2 separate regions of the Mus musculus genome follow, and region 2 is linked to region 1. The links are chromatin loops, found by intact Hi-C in ENCODE. Cell type or tissue: left cerebral cortex. All regions are shown on one strand.

Region 1 (8,000 bases):
ATTAAATTTCCTTTCTCCTATTTCTTGTGTATAAATTGCTACGTTTTCCTGGAATAATTCTAAGATATTTTGAAATAGTTTATAGATAGGGCTAGTCAACCATTTTACCTCTTTTATTGAGTTCATATGTTGATCCAACCAAGGGGAACCAACATAATTGTATATTGTAATTCCAAGAGTGGCTAAGGATGGATGCCATAGATATGGGGGAAGCAAGGAGGGAGACAGGAGTCATGGAGGACAAATTTAATCTCTGTCATTAATGACTCCATCTACACACCTCTGTTCCCTGTTTGCAAAGGCACAGAACTGCCCCCCCCCCCCCTTGCCTTGCCCAGGATGTTGGTCCCTGGGTAATCACTCATAGGTTTCCTGTGAGGTGTCCTCACCGCACAGAGGACAGCCAGTGGTTGTGATAACTATGTAGTATTCCTGCAGAATGTGTTAGGAAAATGCAAGCTCCTATGAGTGTGGGTGAGCACACAGAGCAGCAAGTGCTGCTTTCAAAACAGCCCTCAGGGTCCCAGGAAACCTTCCGAGGTTTGGTAGTCCCTTCTTTCTTTCTGCAGACTTCTCTGCTTCCCCTTAGGAACGCCCGTTGCTCCTTCACCTCTTCATTCCAGATCAGGGCCGCGAAACTGCACATACTCAGACACCCTCATCCCTACTTTATAATAGCTCCAGGATAGCTGCCAGGTCTGAAGTTCAGGGCTTTGGCCCTGGGGCGTTTTTTGCTTTTTCCTGTCTTTGTGAAGCTCACTCAGCCCAACCAGTGAATTTGCTTAAGAGTAGGGCTGAAATCCACTGGGGAACTGAATGCTGTGATTGGCAGTAGACAGAAAGCCAGGTATGTAGGAACATCAGCTTCAGTAGAGCAGGAGTCAGTTTAGAACTAGATGGGGGTGGGGGGCAGAGAAGCTGTGCCCACCTGGTGTCCTTATTGTAGCCACAGGAAATAGGATGGCCCAGACTCACTATAGCCCCCTTCGATATAGTTGCTGAGGCTTCTCAGGGAAGCAGGAGGGACCAAGACACTTTACTGTGTGCCCTGTGCCTGGGAGCAGCTACACATCTCTTCTAAGGGGAGTTTAAAATCTACTGAGGGAAGTATCCAGCAGTGCATTTCTACCAGCTATCCCCTTCAAGTTCTGGAGTCCTGTCCGCAGCCTCATTATTCCACAAACAACTCAGAAAGTACCTCCAGAGAAAATGCATTTTTTTTAAGATCTAAAGATGTTATTAACGCACACTCCTGCGTGCTCAGGAAGCCAGTGGCAGCCTCTGTGAGTCACACTCTTGCCGCAGGATTTTCATTAGAGTTCAAAACCACTCTGATTATCAGCAGAGACCGTGTCAGGGCAAAGAGCCAGAGCAGTGGAGCCTGGGCATTGGAGAAAATCTGAAAGCTTTCAGACACCAGGAGTTTTTATTACCTACTGTGTGTATAAACCTGGGTCAGTGGAGGAGCCCTGATATACAGGCCAAAAAACCTGAATGGAAGCAGGAAGATTAGCCTGACTCCTGTCTGTGACTCCCACATGCTAAGGGCTCCTGCATATAGACTCTTTGGATTGCTGAGTGTTAGTTCCATCAGAGGAATGGGTATCTGGGGCCCTCTGACTCTGAAGCTCCAGAAGTGGCGGGGATTCCCAACACTGTATGGAAGAGGATGCAGAAGGAAGCGGCACCATTGGGGTTGGAGCTGCCTCTCATAGCAACATGGGTAGCTTTATTAGTTCCTCTATTCCCACTGCTGTGAGGACACCCAACTCTCCTGGACACTGACAAGGAGCAGGGAGGATCTCCTAGACTGCTATCATTGTTTCTATGCACAGCCACGAGAACACTCTGCTGCTTTGCCCAGGCCAGGGTCCCTGAGGCCGGGACCCCACCAAGGAGAGCAGGTGATGTGCAGGTGGACACAGAATAACTTCTGGCTGAGGCTGCCAGGGGTTGGGGGGTTTGGGAGGGGAGATCTTATTTATAGATCATTTGAGCAAGTTCCAGTTAGCCATCAGATAGAATTTTAATTCTGGCCTAATGACCTCACCCTCTCTCCTTGGCACAGAGCCCTCACATCTTCTTCATCAGACTGTTGCCAAGCTGACTTGACCTTGAGATAACTATTTAATTAAAGAACTTGACCTTGAACAACTGTCTGCTTTCTTCAGCTGTGCGTAGCTCTTCTTACTTCGATATCTTAGTTTCCTTTCCTGATGCTTTGATTTAAAAAAAAATTACTGCAGACAAAAACAACCTTAAGGAGCAAGGGTTTATTCTGGTCCACCCAGTTCAAGGGTACAGCCCATCATGGTAGAGAAGTCAAGGCAGCGTATGCTTGAAGCTGCTTGTCACATGGCATCCACAATCAGGAAGCAGAGAACAGGATGCATGCTAGTGCTGTCCAGGATCCCACATGGGAAAGGTGCCACCCTCAGTGGGCGGAGCTTCCCACATCAGTTAAATCCAGGAAGATAAGCCCCCACAGACATCTCACAGGTGATTCTGGGCTCTCAAGTTGACATCACTAATCATAGCAATGTCCTTGCCTTACAACTAGAATTCTTTTGACAAGCTGCTGGCACAGTTCAGTGGCCACTCAGGTTCTAAGTCTGCTGAGCTCTGTTCTGCTACTGTCTTGGGTTACCTCTTTCCTTTTCTGTTTTTGGTCAAAAGAATGCAAAGAATCCCCAGCTCTCTCTTTACCTACCCTCTGCTCCTCACACATCTTTGTTTTTACCTGGTCTCTCTGTAAATTCTTTTTTTTCCCCATCAATTTATTTATATTCACTTTACAGCTCCCCTCTTTTCTCAGTTCCCCCTCACAAGCCCCTCCCCCCCCACCCCTTTCCCTATTCCACCCTGGGTACCAACCCACCCTGGCACCTCTGGTCACTGCAGAACTAGGCACATTCTTTCCCACTGAGGCCAGACAAGGCAACTCAGTTGGGGGAACAGGATCCACAGGCAGGCAACAGAGTCAGAGTAAGCTCCCTGCTCCAGTTTGTTGAGGGACCCGCATGAAGACCAAGGTGCACATCTGCTACACATGGAGGAGGGGGTAGGTCAAGCCCATGTATGCTCTTTGTAAATTCTAAATGGCAGAACTAATTCAAGTTAGGTAGGCTGAGGCTCAAGGCACAAGAGAATTGGGCTTTCTCCCATAGGGAGGGGCAGGAGGCCCACTTAGCACCTAGTGAGTCATTTGGTACAGTCTGTTGGTTCTTCCAGAAATGGCCACATGACCGGGGTATGTCCCATCTTCTGGTTTGTGTGTGTGTTCCCAAGGCACTGATGTGACTCTTTTTGCAAGAACGGAAAACTCTTTCTGTTCCACGTTGAAGAACAATGAAGGGAAGAAGGGAAGCACATGCAGACACATGCATTCATCGTCCCGGGAGCAGGAGCGGAGGGAGCACGTGAGTGCTGACCTTCCTTGTCTCACTAGGCCTGCCCACTATCTTGTGAGACCAAAGATTGTTTACCAGAACTGCAGGGAAGCCCTGCTCTCCAGGAGTGAGAAAAGGAAACTTTGCCTTGCTCCACATTTTTAGTTAGCCAAGAAAAGTAACTCCATCTTGGCAGGATTTGAATTTGGTTGCATAAGAGTCAGGTACAGATAGTATTCATGTTATGAAGATGGGGCCCTCTCATCTCATTTCATGGGAGCTGGTCCTTTCAAACTGGCACTGTCCGATAGGCCTGTCTGTGGGGATGCTCTGCACTGTACTGACTTCTGCCCTGTGAAGCTTTTGGCCTTGCTAATGTGCCCTTGGAGTGTGGTCAATGCAACTGAGTAGTCAACTTTAAAATTTGCTTCATCATACCAAACTAGACAGGACAACTGTAGGCCGTATCGCAGAGGTATTTTGTGGATCTCGGTTAGGGCCTTATCCTGGGAATCGTCATCTGCCCCAATAAGAACTCTAAAAGTGAGTTTGCCTTCTCTTGGGATTATCATTAATTGATCCCACATACTCTTGAGACACCTCTGGTTCCTGATCCCATGTTCCTTTGCCACCTACAATGTCCAACAGGTTTGGTGCCAGACAATTACACACTTGATTTAGATGTGCCCCAAGTTCAAAATATATGGATAAAAATATCTCAAGAACACTTTTTTTTTTTTAGTGAGAAAATTAAAGCAAAGCTGAATGGAGCCAACCTGCCTAGGATTAGAACCAGGTAGGTGCTGGCACTGCACCTACCATGCTTGAGACAGTGAAGGTTTGTTTTATTCATGATTTCTGCGTGTTTCAGCTCATCATGGCTGGGAAGGCACTAGGGAGCAGCTCATGGTAGCAGGAGGCTGGAGAAGGCTGTACCCACCTCTGTTCTCCAGGCAGACTGGGAGAAACAAGCAGGCTGAAGCCCAGAGGTTATAACTTTTAAAGACCTGCCCCACTAACTTACTTCTGCTAACCAGTACCCACCTCCTAAAGGTTCCACAGCCTCCCTAGAACAGGTGCTGCTGGTGGGAGCAATTTCAGTTCAAAGCAGAGAAAATATTGTGTATTGTTCAAATCTAACCATGTAGGCTGAGGCTCAAGGCACAAGAGAATTGGCTTTCTCCCATAGGGAGGGGCAGGAGGCCCACTTAGCACCTAGTGAGTCATTTGGTACAGTCTGTTGGTCCTTCCAGAAATGACCACATGACTGTCAGAGTAGGTGGAAGCCTGTCCTTGCCTCTAATGGGTGGCAAAAAGGTATATTTCCAGAAGTTTTAGAGTCACCATGGATCTTTTCTGCCACCTGTCCCCACTCTTGCCTCTCATTTTACCTGGAGACATTTATTGTTCATGAGCTGTTGAGGATCCCATCCTGAAAACTGTAAACCTGAGGTTCAGGCATTAACTGACCTAAGAGCACAGGACTGTGGGCCATCAGCAGAGAATCTGTACACAGCCCACTGTGCAGTTCTCACTCCAACATGCCTTATCTTCACAGCCTTCCCCTGACAGTCCCCTAGGCACCTGAGAGGACATCAGGCTTGTTCCCACAGGCTCCCGGCAGAGGAGCAGTCTGTGGGATGGGGCAAGGGGTCAATAAGCACAGCTCAGCTGTGAGAAGCCTCCTAAGACCCAGGAGAATGTGTGGGCCCTTACAGCTCCCAAGAAACCAGCCTGCTTCTTGGTTCTAAAGAGAATGGATGTTGTGTACTCGCCTTCTGAACATTCCACTCTTTGAAAACAGACTACCTTTAGTCCATTGAGAGAGGTCTATGTTAGTTACTGCTGTGTGCATGGGTCTGTGTCCTAACACACAGATGTGAATACAACCCGCTGGAAGTTTAAGCAGAGGTGCTTAGCTGAGATGTGGGAATATGTAGTTGTCCTTGGAAGATGAGGGAAGGCTTCTTGGGGGGATTGTAAGTAGCCACCCCTCTCTTTGAAAAGCACCAGTTGACAGAATGGAAGGCAGGGTGTTGCATGCTGGAAAAAGAGGTATGGCAAACAGGTAGCTCATAGATGCTCTTGTTTGTTTTGTGAATTGTTTTAAAGAAAAACCAGTTATCAGTCACATTACACCAGCAGGGAAATGAAGCAGGCACCACAGGCTCCTGGCCAAAGCTAACCTGCCTGATTGGCAAAACCTAGAACAGAAATGCAATATAGGGAGATGGAAAGGAGCCAGGCCTTGATTCCCAAGGAGAGCACCAGACCCAAATTACCCAGGGCCTCAAAGTTTATGCACAGTTGAGCAGAGGCCCAGGTGGCAATCCCCAGGGTAAATCAGAGGCAGAAATCTCCAGCAGGCAAGGTTTCTGTGATGACACTGGCCTTTCCATCATCCATGAAAGGATGCATGTGTAGACAAAAAGAGGAAAGCTTGGCTAAGAATGGGCCTAGGTTGAGTTCTATGAGCCAAGGGCTTCGGATAAAACCAAAGGAAGTTCTAGAGTTAGCAGAGCCTGAGTCAGAGCACAGAGTGTGGGTGAGCATGGGTGCATTGAAACGCTAGTGCCAACAGCCAGCATCATGAAGTTAGCATTATGGCAGAGGGCAGCATCCTTGAGATGATCCTTGGTTGTCCTCTGGTTGCTACAGAGGTGCAGCCAACTTCTGGACTGAACAAGGTAAAGACATAGTATACCTAAGTCACTGACTTGGGCATGAAATCAGGTCTGTAGGATAGAGAGCCCATGTTGAGGCCAGGTAGACACAAGCCTGCTGCTTCTTAACAATGTAGCCTGAGACAAGGGGCAGCTCCATTTTCTGTAAAACAAGGTTGAGAATATCTGTCCCACAGGATGCTCACAAGGATCAGTTTCCACTGCAACTGTATAGTGCACATCTCTCTGTCTTTTGTGAGATGTTTCCCCAAGACTCACCCAACAGACCAGCACTCTCTCCCTTGCATGGTTTCAGAGGTTTCTGGGCTGGGAAAAGTTAGGCACAACACCTACACAACAGTTGGGTCTACTATTCCATATATAGCCTTCTATCCTTCCACCCATATATTCTACCATTTCTAGCCTCTTCCTAGTTATATATATATATATTTACACACACACACACACGTGTGTGTGTGTGTGTGTGTGTGTGTGTGTGAGAGAGAGAGAGAGAGAGAGAGAGAGAGAGAGAGAGAGAATCATATTATTATATACATACAGGCATAACTTCATGTGGCCTCTCTGACATCTGGATTCATTTGCTACAGCTGCTATGACAAATGGAGAGGTGTAAGTAGCACAAACCAGCTAACCCAGTCCTGGAACTGAAGTCCAAGGTCAAGCATTTATAGAGTCAGTTTCCTCTGGCATCTGAGGGAGAATCTCACTGCTGCTACCCATCTTCCATCCCCTTGGCTTCTGTGGTGTCACCCTTAGTTCTGGTCTCACCACATTATGCTTTCCCATGGGAACCTACATGTATCTCAGTTTCCCCTTTCTGTAAGAATAATTTTTTTGGGTTGGTCATCTCATTCTAGTGGGATCACTTTCTAACCGATGACATCTGAGGTTGCTATTTCCAGAGCTCTCTTTCTGGCATGCTAGGCATTCAGAGTTCAGTGAGGGACCATTGAGAGACCACCAACCAGCCACCCCCTACTCTCTCATCTATCTGCTTGTGCCCCTGTGAGATGGCCATGAAGCAAGATGGAGTTGGAGAAATTGAGACTACTGAACATAATGATGATTAATATTGATGTCAGCAAAAGTTTATAAGATCTAGAGTCACCTAAGAGATGAATCTCTAGCTGTGTCTGTTTGTGAGAAACTTTGTAGATTTGGTTAACTGAGACGGAAAAACCTATTCTTAAAATAGGGAGGCAACATTTGGGCTGAAGTCCTGACTAAATAAGAATGTGAGCTGAGTACCAGCATTCATTTCTCTTCTTTCTGACTGCAGACACCAAGGTGGTTAGTTTCGACTGTCAGCTTGACCCCACCAGGACTTAACTAGGAAGAGAGCCCTGATGAGGGATTGTCTGCGTAGTGTTGCTTTGGCCTGTGAACATGTATGTGGGGATTGTCTTATTTAAGTTAATGGATGTGGGAAGGCCTGGCCTAGTGTGGGTGTTGTCATTCCCTAGGCAGGAGTCCTGAACTGTATTGAGTGGAAAACCCAGGCTGATCACAAGGAAGCCAGTGAGCCTGCACATATTCATTTCCCTGTGCTCTTGACTGTGGGTATGGTATGACTAGTTGTTTGAAGTTCCTGCCTTGACTTTCCGTGATAGTGGACTATGATCTGGAATTATAAGCCAAAGAAACCCTTCTTCCCCTGAGTTATCACACATGCCTAGAATTTGAATCTACAACTGTGACTCTCTAGGACTTAGGAAGGAGATAGTTAATGTCCACCAGATGGTGTCATGTCTCTTTACCCTAGACATGAGAAAGTGAGGCAACAGTATGTTCTCTGTCCACACTCTGTCCATGGAACTACATTAGTCATGACTATGGGTTCCCCTTTACAAATGCCTCCCCAACCAATCCTGAAATGGCAGCCATGTTATGGGAGATGATCAGAAGTCTGGATGTTGAAGTTACCCAA
Region 2 (8,000 bases), 290 kb before region 1:
AAAAGTGTTCCTCAGATGCAAGAGTCCCTACCACACCCTCACCTCCTTAGACTCAATTCACTGCTTGGTACAAACCAGACTTATGTATATAGTTTTGAAAATAAAATGTAACCCTTGTTAATAGCTTTATTATTCTCCAATAGGCAAGCAATGTGGTTGTGGGAGGTGGCCAGAGGACAATCTCAGGTGTCAATCTCAGGCACCAACTACCTTCGTTTTTTCTGAATCAGTCTCTGGTCTGAAGCTTGCTGGGCAGGTGAGGCTGCTGGCTGGCAAAATCCCGAAGATCTGCCAGTTGCTGTATCTCCAGTACTAGGACGGTGTGTGTGTGTGTGTGTGTGTGTGTGTGTGTGTGTGTACATGAGTGAAGGTGCCTTTAAAGGCCAGAGGCATTGGATATTGTATTCCCTCGAGCTGGAATTCATGATGACCATGAGATACCTCACTTAGGTTTTGGGAACTGAGCTCTGGTCCTTCACAAGATTAGCATACGTTCTTAACTGTTAATCTCTCCTAGCTCCTCACCCTGTTCTTTTAAACTGGGTTTGGGGGATAGAACCCAGGTCCTTATGCTTGTCAGCATTTTACTGACCGGGCTATGGCCTCAGCCTCACCCTTTGTATTTTCATCAGAGGAAATGAGAAAGATGAGTAATTGCTTTGGGCACTTGGAAGGATATAACACAATTTTACAAAATTTGTCAATATCGAATGAGTTATTAGTCACAGTGAGGTGTCATGGCCACAGCTGCACATCCTTCCCCTGTCATTAGGTTCAGGCTGGAGTCCCAGTGAGGCAGCTCTGCCCCAGCACTGACTCAGGGTGAGCCGAGCGAGTATCACAGGGTTTCCTGTGAGTATAACTACTGGATCCTCTGCTTATAAGCTCAATAGAGACGTGGTGTGTGTGTGTGTGTGTCTGTTTCCATCTCTGTCTGTCTCTGTCTGTGTGTATTTGTGTCTGTGCTTCAAAACAAGGTTTCTTGTGTGTCCAGGCTGGCTTCAGACATGCCATGTGTTCTATGAATGATGGGGCAGGAGCAGCCTCCTCCTGTAAGTCTCAGGAAAGAATTGGACTGTTCCTTCAGTCAGAGGAGCCAAGGACCAGCCAGATACAGGGTACCGTTGGGTGTGCTTTCAAAGACCCAAAGAACTCTCTCAATGTGATTAAAGATTGTTGATGTTTTAGTGTAGTTTTTGTGTGCCATGGGAATCACTCTCTGAAAAGGTGTATACACACATCTGCTTTGAGACCCACAGAAATGGCATACTTCATATGGGAAGCTTACTCCTGAGCTCCTTTTAACAGGTAGCCCACCAAGGCTCTCACCTCAAACGAATGACACCTGTTCCTTTTTATCTAAGCCACAGAGTAGGAGGGAAATTTTATGGTCTCTCTCTGTCAGATGCCTCTCCCCACCCCACAACCCCCATTGTTTTCACTTCCACAAACAGGTGCATGATCTTGATTGAAGGGTCTCTCTCTCTCTCTCTCTCTCTCTCTCTCTCTCTCTCTCTCTCTCTCTCTCTCACACACACACACACACACACACACACACACACAATCATGTAAAGCTACCCCTTGAGCACTTTCCATCATGCATGGCACAGCTGTAAGATCTTGCCTTATTCAAAGGAACCTACTCAAATGAAGTGGGTAGCCATCAAAATCAAGTTCTCTTTGAGTAGTTTACCTCATTTGTAATAGAACAAAGAACCACTAGACGGAGCCAGTGTTTAAGAAATCACAGCTCTAACCTGCAGGGAGCCGTTATCCAGTGGGAGAGATGCAGCTTTACCTTCAAGTCATAGCACACACCAGTCCTGCCGAGCCATCTTCTGCTGGCAGGAGCGTTGCTTGAGTTATATCCACACAGATAGATGAAAGGTGACATTTATAATGGCCCAATTAATTTAGTCACTCTGAAAATGACATTTGATTTGGCACTTATTTTTTTTTTTTTCAGACAGATTTTGTGAGTTTGAGTGTTTTGCCTGCATGTTTGTACGTGTACTATGCACATGCTTGGTGCCTGAAGAAGTCAGACTAGGGCATCAAATGGTCTGGAACTGAAATTTCAGATGGCTTTGGCCTACTGTGAACTAAACGCAGGTCTCCTGCAAGAGTGCTCTCAGGTGCTGAGCCATCTTTGCAGACCTCCCGCACAGAACTTTAAAGTCAGGATCCCCCCCCCCCCCCCCCCGTCTATTCTCCGCAGTGCTCGACCACTCAGAGAATGCCTGGAAGGAATTGGCTCTGCTTCTGAGATTAAAAAATTGAGACAGTGTGTCTTTGCGAACCATTAAGGTGTTTCCGGAGGTGAGCCCCGGCGTCACGGGCTTCAGCGGCGGGTTTATCTTTGCATTTTATTTTGAATCTTTGTCCAGTTGGAAACTAACCAGTCAAGTAGCAATGCATCCTTCTGTGGGCATTGTCTCAGTCCCCCGCCACACGCACAGCACAACGACAGGTACACATTATGTGCAGTTGGAACACCCCCTCTTCCTTCAGTGAACAAGAGGTCCAAGTCATTTCTACCTGCTGTGAAGCCGCACCTGCTTCACCTGTGCCTTGTGGATGCTTCTCCAAGCCACAGCTATGGCTGTTTAATTAAAATCTGATGTACTTTTACTTTGGGAAGCTTTCAGAAGTAGCCCTCCTCTTTGATGCTGGACAGCCAGTTCCCGTTTTTTGTTTTTTTTTTTGTTTTTTTCACCTTACACACAAATCTTAAGAGATTGTACTGTAGCTGGAAACCCCGATGTGCCAACTCATGTTTTGTTGTTTTTCTTTTTTGGTAAAATGATTGCTCTGTAAGAGAAGACGCCAAACAGGTGAAAGCCATTTATCAACTGAGGAGGCTGCAGGCACATTGATGGTAAAGACAAACCAAAACGGCTCCTGGGAGCTGAATCTGGCAGTCACTCTGTAAGTTGTTGCCCTTAGACACTTGGTTGGTTAATTCTGGGGAAGCTGGATAGACATGCAGCTCATGCTGTTTGCAGAGCCTGAAGGTTCTGACTCCGATCTGACACCGCGTAAAGAAAGAGTCTTCTTGTGACCTTTTCGGGTGTGTGTGTGTATGTGACTTTACCAATAAAGCTGCTCACCGTGCTCTGCACACCCCAGGCACACTCTGGATAACACTTCCCGCTGCACCCAGAGGGTGCCGCTCCGGTTCCAGCCTCACCCCGTGGCTCTTGGTTACGGCTGTGTCCCCGAGGGATGCGCGCACGGTAGGGGGCGCCCTGGACCGGCTGGCTCCCTCCGCCCACGGGAGGCGGCCGCGGCGCACCGAGCCCGGGGCACTCGAGCGCACACCCGGGCGGGCCGCAGCGGGGAGGTGCGGAGCGCAGCGAGGGCGGCAGCGGGAGCCAGCCGCCGCCCCTGCGCTCCGGGGCTGCGGAGCGCATGGGGCGCGTGGAGCCAGGAACGCTTGCGGGCTGCGCACCCGGCCGCCTGCTGCGGTGAGACACGGCGCCGGACGCCCCCAGAGTCCGGCAGTCGGGAGGATGACCATGGCTGGCGGCCGGCGGGGACTAGTGGCCCCGCAGAACACGTTTCTGGAGAACATCGTGCGGCGGTCCAACGGTAAGAACTGCCTTTGGATTTCTGTCGCCCAGGTGGGTTTTGATTTTTTTTTTTTTTTTTTTTTTTTCTGAGTGCGGTGATTGCAGACGCCTCCCGCCTGGTGCCAACAGATGCGGGGGCATCCCGGAGCTCCGCTCACCAGCTTCTCTTGCCTGCGGGCCTGGGAGGTGGGCAGGGCTGGAGGGGGTCTAGTGTGCCCCATCTCTGGAGGAGAGATCTCTAGCCTACGCCTTTGGGGCCTTTTCCCGCGCCCTCCCGCTGTCCTCTCCAGGAAAGCCTGGCATTTGGTGAGAAAAGTCATGCGAAAAGTGGCTGCAGGCTGGCCACCTTCAAGCACTGCGCTCCTGATGCGCACTGGCCGCCTCCCCGCGGAGGCTCCCCGGGAGTCCTGAGGAGCAGGGAGGCCAGAGGTAGCAGCAGAGCTGGGCTACTGGTCCTGGCCCTGTTCGGGTGCAGGGACGTTGCCAACTCCACCTTCCATCCCTTAAGCAGGAAAGTCTGACCAGAAGAAACCCTTTGGCAGGGCTGTCTTATGCACCCTCGCCAACCAGCTAGAGCAAATGGCTCACGAAGGTCCGATGGTTTTTCTGGACTCAGCCGGGGAAACAGAGGGAACTAAGTGGTCCCGGGTACAAATTTGGCATCTATTGTCTCTTTTAAACCCTCCCAATCTTGTCCTCCATCACAAGCCGATTCATTACCCAAGAAACCTGTGCACAAGCACGAGGTTTTTGTAGCTGGGAGGAGAGAGTCCTACTATGACTGATGGAAGGGGAATAATTTTCGACACCTTTTTACTCAGAGATTGCAGTTTCCTATGGTTTATTAGCATGAAGCCCAGAAGGCGAAAAGTCCTCAGAGTAGCGATCCAAAGGGAGCTATCCAAACCTTTCCGACCCACAGCTTGCACATACAGTCCTGGAGATGGGGAGTTGCTGCATACACCTGTTCACCAGGCTACCCAATTCTGAGATCCCCCTAGCAGACTTCTGGGCCCCTCTCCTTCCAGAAGCAGGCGACTCTCTCCGTTGGAGAGGCTGTGGGGACCTAACTCAAGAGCTGGGTTTTGCCAGTGTAAACATGGCGTGCAGCCTTGGAACTTGGGTTGATAGTGATGAGCTTCCAGCTGAATTCAGTTAGGGATTCAATGGAAGGGCGTGAAAACTGACCCCTGCCTCTTATACAGTGTCTTTAATTAAAAAGGGACTTAAGTTTACAAGACAAAGCCCGTGGGCTACCATAGCAAATCTTACCTACTATTTAAGAGCTTTCTTAGAAATTATCTCACCTTTGTTGTGTGCCTCTTAAAGATGAGTACTACTCGGTCATTACCTTTCCCTCCAAGGTTTAAAGGAGTCTTTAAAGCAAGGTCACAGTTACTACCAGGGGCCGTGTGTGTGTGTGTGTGTGTGTGTGTGTGTGTGTGTGTGTAATGACTGCTAAACAGGCAGCCACAAGGTCATAGTCATTACTTGGGTCTGCCCCTCCCTCTTGTGTGTGTATGTGTGTGTGTGTGTGTGTGTGTGTGTGTGTAATAATTGCTAAATGGGCAGCCATGAAGAATTCCTTTGGCATACAAATCTGAAAGCGATGGTTGAAGTTAGTGTATTATTATGGCTTTTAACTGACCCGATATGGGCACTGTTTTGCAGACTTGGGGATCCCACTTGAGGGACGTATAACGTTTGCATAATAAATGCCATGAACATTATGAGAAGTCTGTCTATTGGAGAGGAGGCAGTACCCTGAAGTTAGAGGGAAACCATGGTGCACTCTGTTAGCTGGAGCACGAAGCTGCAGGCTATAGCCAGGGTGGCCTGGGCTTCTAGGGGGAGCTAAAACTCCTAAACCAACCTTCTGATCAGTTGATCTCAGCGCAGTTCCCTGGCGTGAGTATAGGTAGAACGTCGATAAAGCAGGCAGTGTGGAGTATTTTTAGCACTGGCCTTTTATCTCAGCACCTGCTCCGACAGCTTGATTCCCAACAACTAAAAAGGAACAACAATAAAGACAAGCCCAAATGATCCTGGGGAGCAGGAAGACCCCTTAAATGCTCTGTTTTAGGGTACAGAGTGCTGACTTGAAGTTTTTGTGATTGTTTTCATATTAGTCCCTGTCTATGAGTGACTAAATACTGTGAATGCTGAGAAACACATCTGCATGCATTTTACTTTTACAGAAATAGCCTGTTTAAAATATTGATCATTTCTTGAAACCTGCCAGCCTATTTTTGGTCATCACAGCATTTAAATAGCAATACTTCATAATCACCTTGCTAGGCCTTTTATCCCAGCAGGCCTGGGTGACGTTGCTGCTACTTGTCTACAGACAATAGAGTGAGCCCTAGTGTAAGAGGCCGGTTCACCGTGCCTGGGCAGAGGTGCCTGCAGCTGCTGGTCACCTGGATTTGTTTCAGTGTCAAAGCTCGGAGCCAGGGCCGTGCACAAGCCAGGCTAGCACTGTACCACCGGGCTATCCCAGACCTCATGAGGCTTCTTCGCTCTACTTGATGAGCTTCAGTTGGGGAGATGTTCTTGTCACCTCTAGAAGAATGGCTGAGAGGAGGTGCCTCGGGATTAGAACCAGCCACGTTTGGGCTGCGTTGAGTATCGAGTGTCTGGGGTGTCACAGAGCTGTAGATGAGACAGAGCTTAGATACTGCCTCGTCTGCCCGTCCTTCCTCACAACTGTGTGGGTAAGGACTCTTCTGGCAGCTTTCCTACATGTGGAGGGGTAGAGCTGAGGAGATCCAGGCTGTGCTCTTTAGAGTGCAAGAAGCAGATTTCCCAGTGGAGATGAAACAAAATGTTATATCAACAGGAACAGCATCCATGTTGGCCAGCAGCCACGCAAACAGAGCGACAGGGCAGACGAGCGAGCGAGCGAGCGAGAGCACAAGTACATTCAAGAAGTCCGGAGCTATTTGCCTTTGCAGGACAGGGTGGGGGTGGGGGATGTGTGTATACCTCCTCAGGGATCCCTGGGCCACTTTCACAGGCCTCAAGATTCAACAAAGGAAGGACAATCTCCACTGTAAGGTTAAAGAGCTGAGAGTTCTTTCTGTGAATAGTTCCCAGACTTGTCAAAATGGGTGGGTAGATTGGGGTCCAATCAGCTGGTGGAAATGGTTTATTCATTCTGTGAAGATTTACTGGACGTAGTTGTTGAACACTGGGGATAGATGGAAACAACACTGAGGATAGTAAGTTTGTTGTGTGACTTTTCTTGGAGACATGATAGGCCTGATACTGTTATCAAATATCTGGTGGCTATTCCAGTCTATGAGTTTATAGGTGCATAGGTTAGGAGTTAATTACAAGAGCATAAGTCACCCCCAAATAGCTGCCTCACCAAAGGCCCACCCAACCATGGGTGAGCGTGTGAACACTGCTTTTCTAAGTCCCACCTCAGCCTTCCATGTGCAGCAGGGCCAGGCTGTTCACACCTGGGCAGGGTCCTGTGGGTGATCACAGCTGCTCTGACTGTGACAATGGCCATGTGACACCTGGAAGATGGAGCTCTGGAAGAAAGGCACCCTGGCAAATCCTGATTACAGTTGTTGCTCATATCCTACAGCAGTGATTGGCCTCAATGGCTCCCTAGGCCTCTCAGTACATTAGAAAATAAAACACTTTAAAGGTGTTTACTGGAAACTAGTTTAACTTTCTTGGGTTGATTCTGAGTAATGCAAGAAGGAGAGATTTAATAAGTACCCGTGCTTTGGATTGCTACGAGTCAGCAGGAATGATTAGTATCCACACCTGAGGGTTTTTTCCTCCTGAATATGCCAACCATCATTTAAAATCCTATTGGTGGGCTTGAAAGATGGTTCAGCAGGGAAAAGAGCTTGTCAGGCAAGCCTGACAGCCTGAACCAGACCCACAGTGGAAGAAAAGAACCAGCTTTTAAACGTTGTCTTCTAAACTCCATATGCACTCTGTGGTTTACATACACATACATAGTCACATACACACAAAGAGACACACACAGACACACACATAGAGACAGACACACACATACACATACATAGAGACAAACACAGATATATATATATATATATATACACACACAGACATATGGACACAGAGAAAGATAACACAGAGACATATAGATACACACAGACACAGATGCCCTCACAGACACACACACAGACACACACACACACATAGACACATGGAGAAACAGATACAGACATATAAGCACAGAGATACAAACATAGGGAAAGACAGACAAACAGATAGAGACACACAAACACAGACAAATAGGCATACACACAGAGACACATACAGAAACCCTCACAGACACACAGACACACTGACACACAGAGACATACACAGTGACATATACACACATAGACACAGATATTCTCACACATATACATGCACACACATACATAGACACATACACAG

The links. A loop is a pair of places that touch in the nucleus more often than their neighbours do. Peaks named below come from ENCODE experiments on the same cell type or tissue, not always from the same donor. Only the 100,000 strongest peaks of a DNase experiment are listed, where the experiment ranks them.
Region 2: it touches region 1 in a loop (4-fold over the local background); 2 of 42 quality-filtered maps call a loop at or near these places.

The regions. Positions count from the first base shown.
Region 1 is chr1:192,477,041-192,485,040 of GRCm38, forward strand. The region is part of intron 10 of Kcnh1 (potassium voltage-gated channel, subfamily H (eag-related), member 1); the gene reads left to right. Among named protein-coding and RNA genes, the nearest start is that of Gm31011, 35 kb to the right of the region's middle. In left cerebral cortex, no CTCF peak of the experiment used is centred here; DNase peaks (open chromatin) are centred at 3,221, 3,533, 4,618, 5,958 and 1 more place; H3K27ac peaks cover 6,001 bases.
Region 2 is chr1:192,187,496-192,195,495 of GRCm38, forward strand. Kcnh1 (potassium voltage-gated channel, subfamily H (eag-related), member 1) reads left to right here and starts at 3,282. Exons shown (of 11, transcript NM_001038607.2): 1 at 3,282-3,591. The coding sequence starts at 3,513. In left cerebral cortex, CTCF peaks have their summits at 1,733, 3,185 and 5,408; DNase peaks (open chromatin) are centred at 1,756, 3,217, 3,757, 3,995 and 3 more places; H3K4me3 peaks cover 3,769 bases; H3K27ac peaks cover 2,730 bases.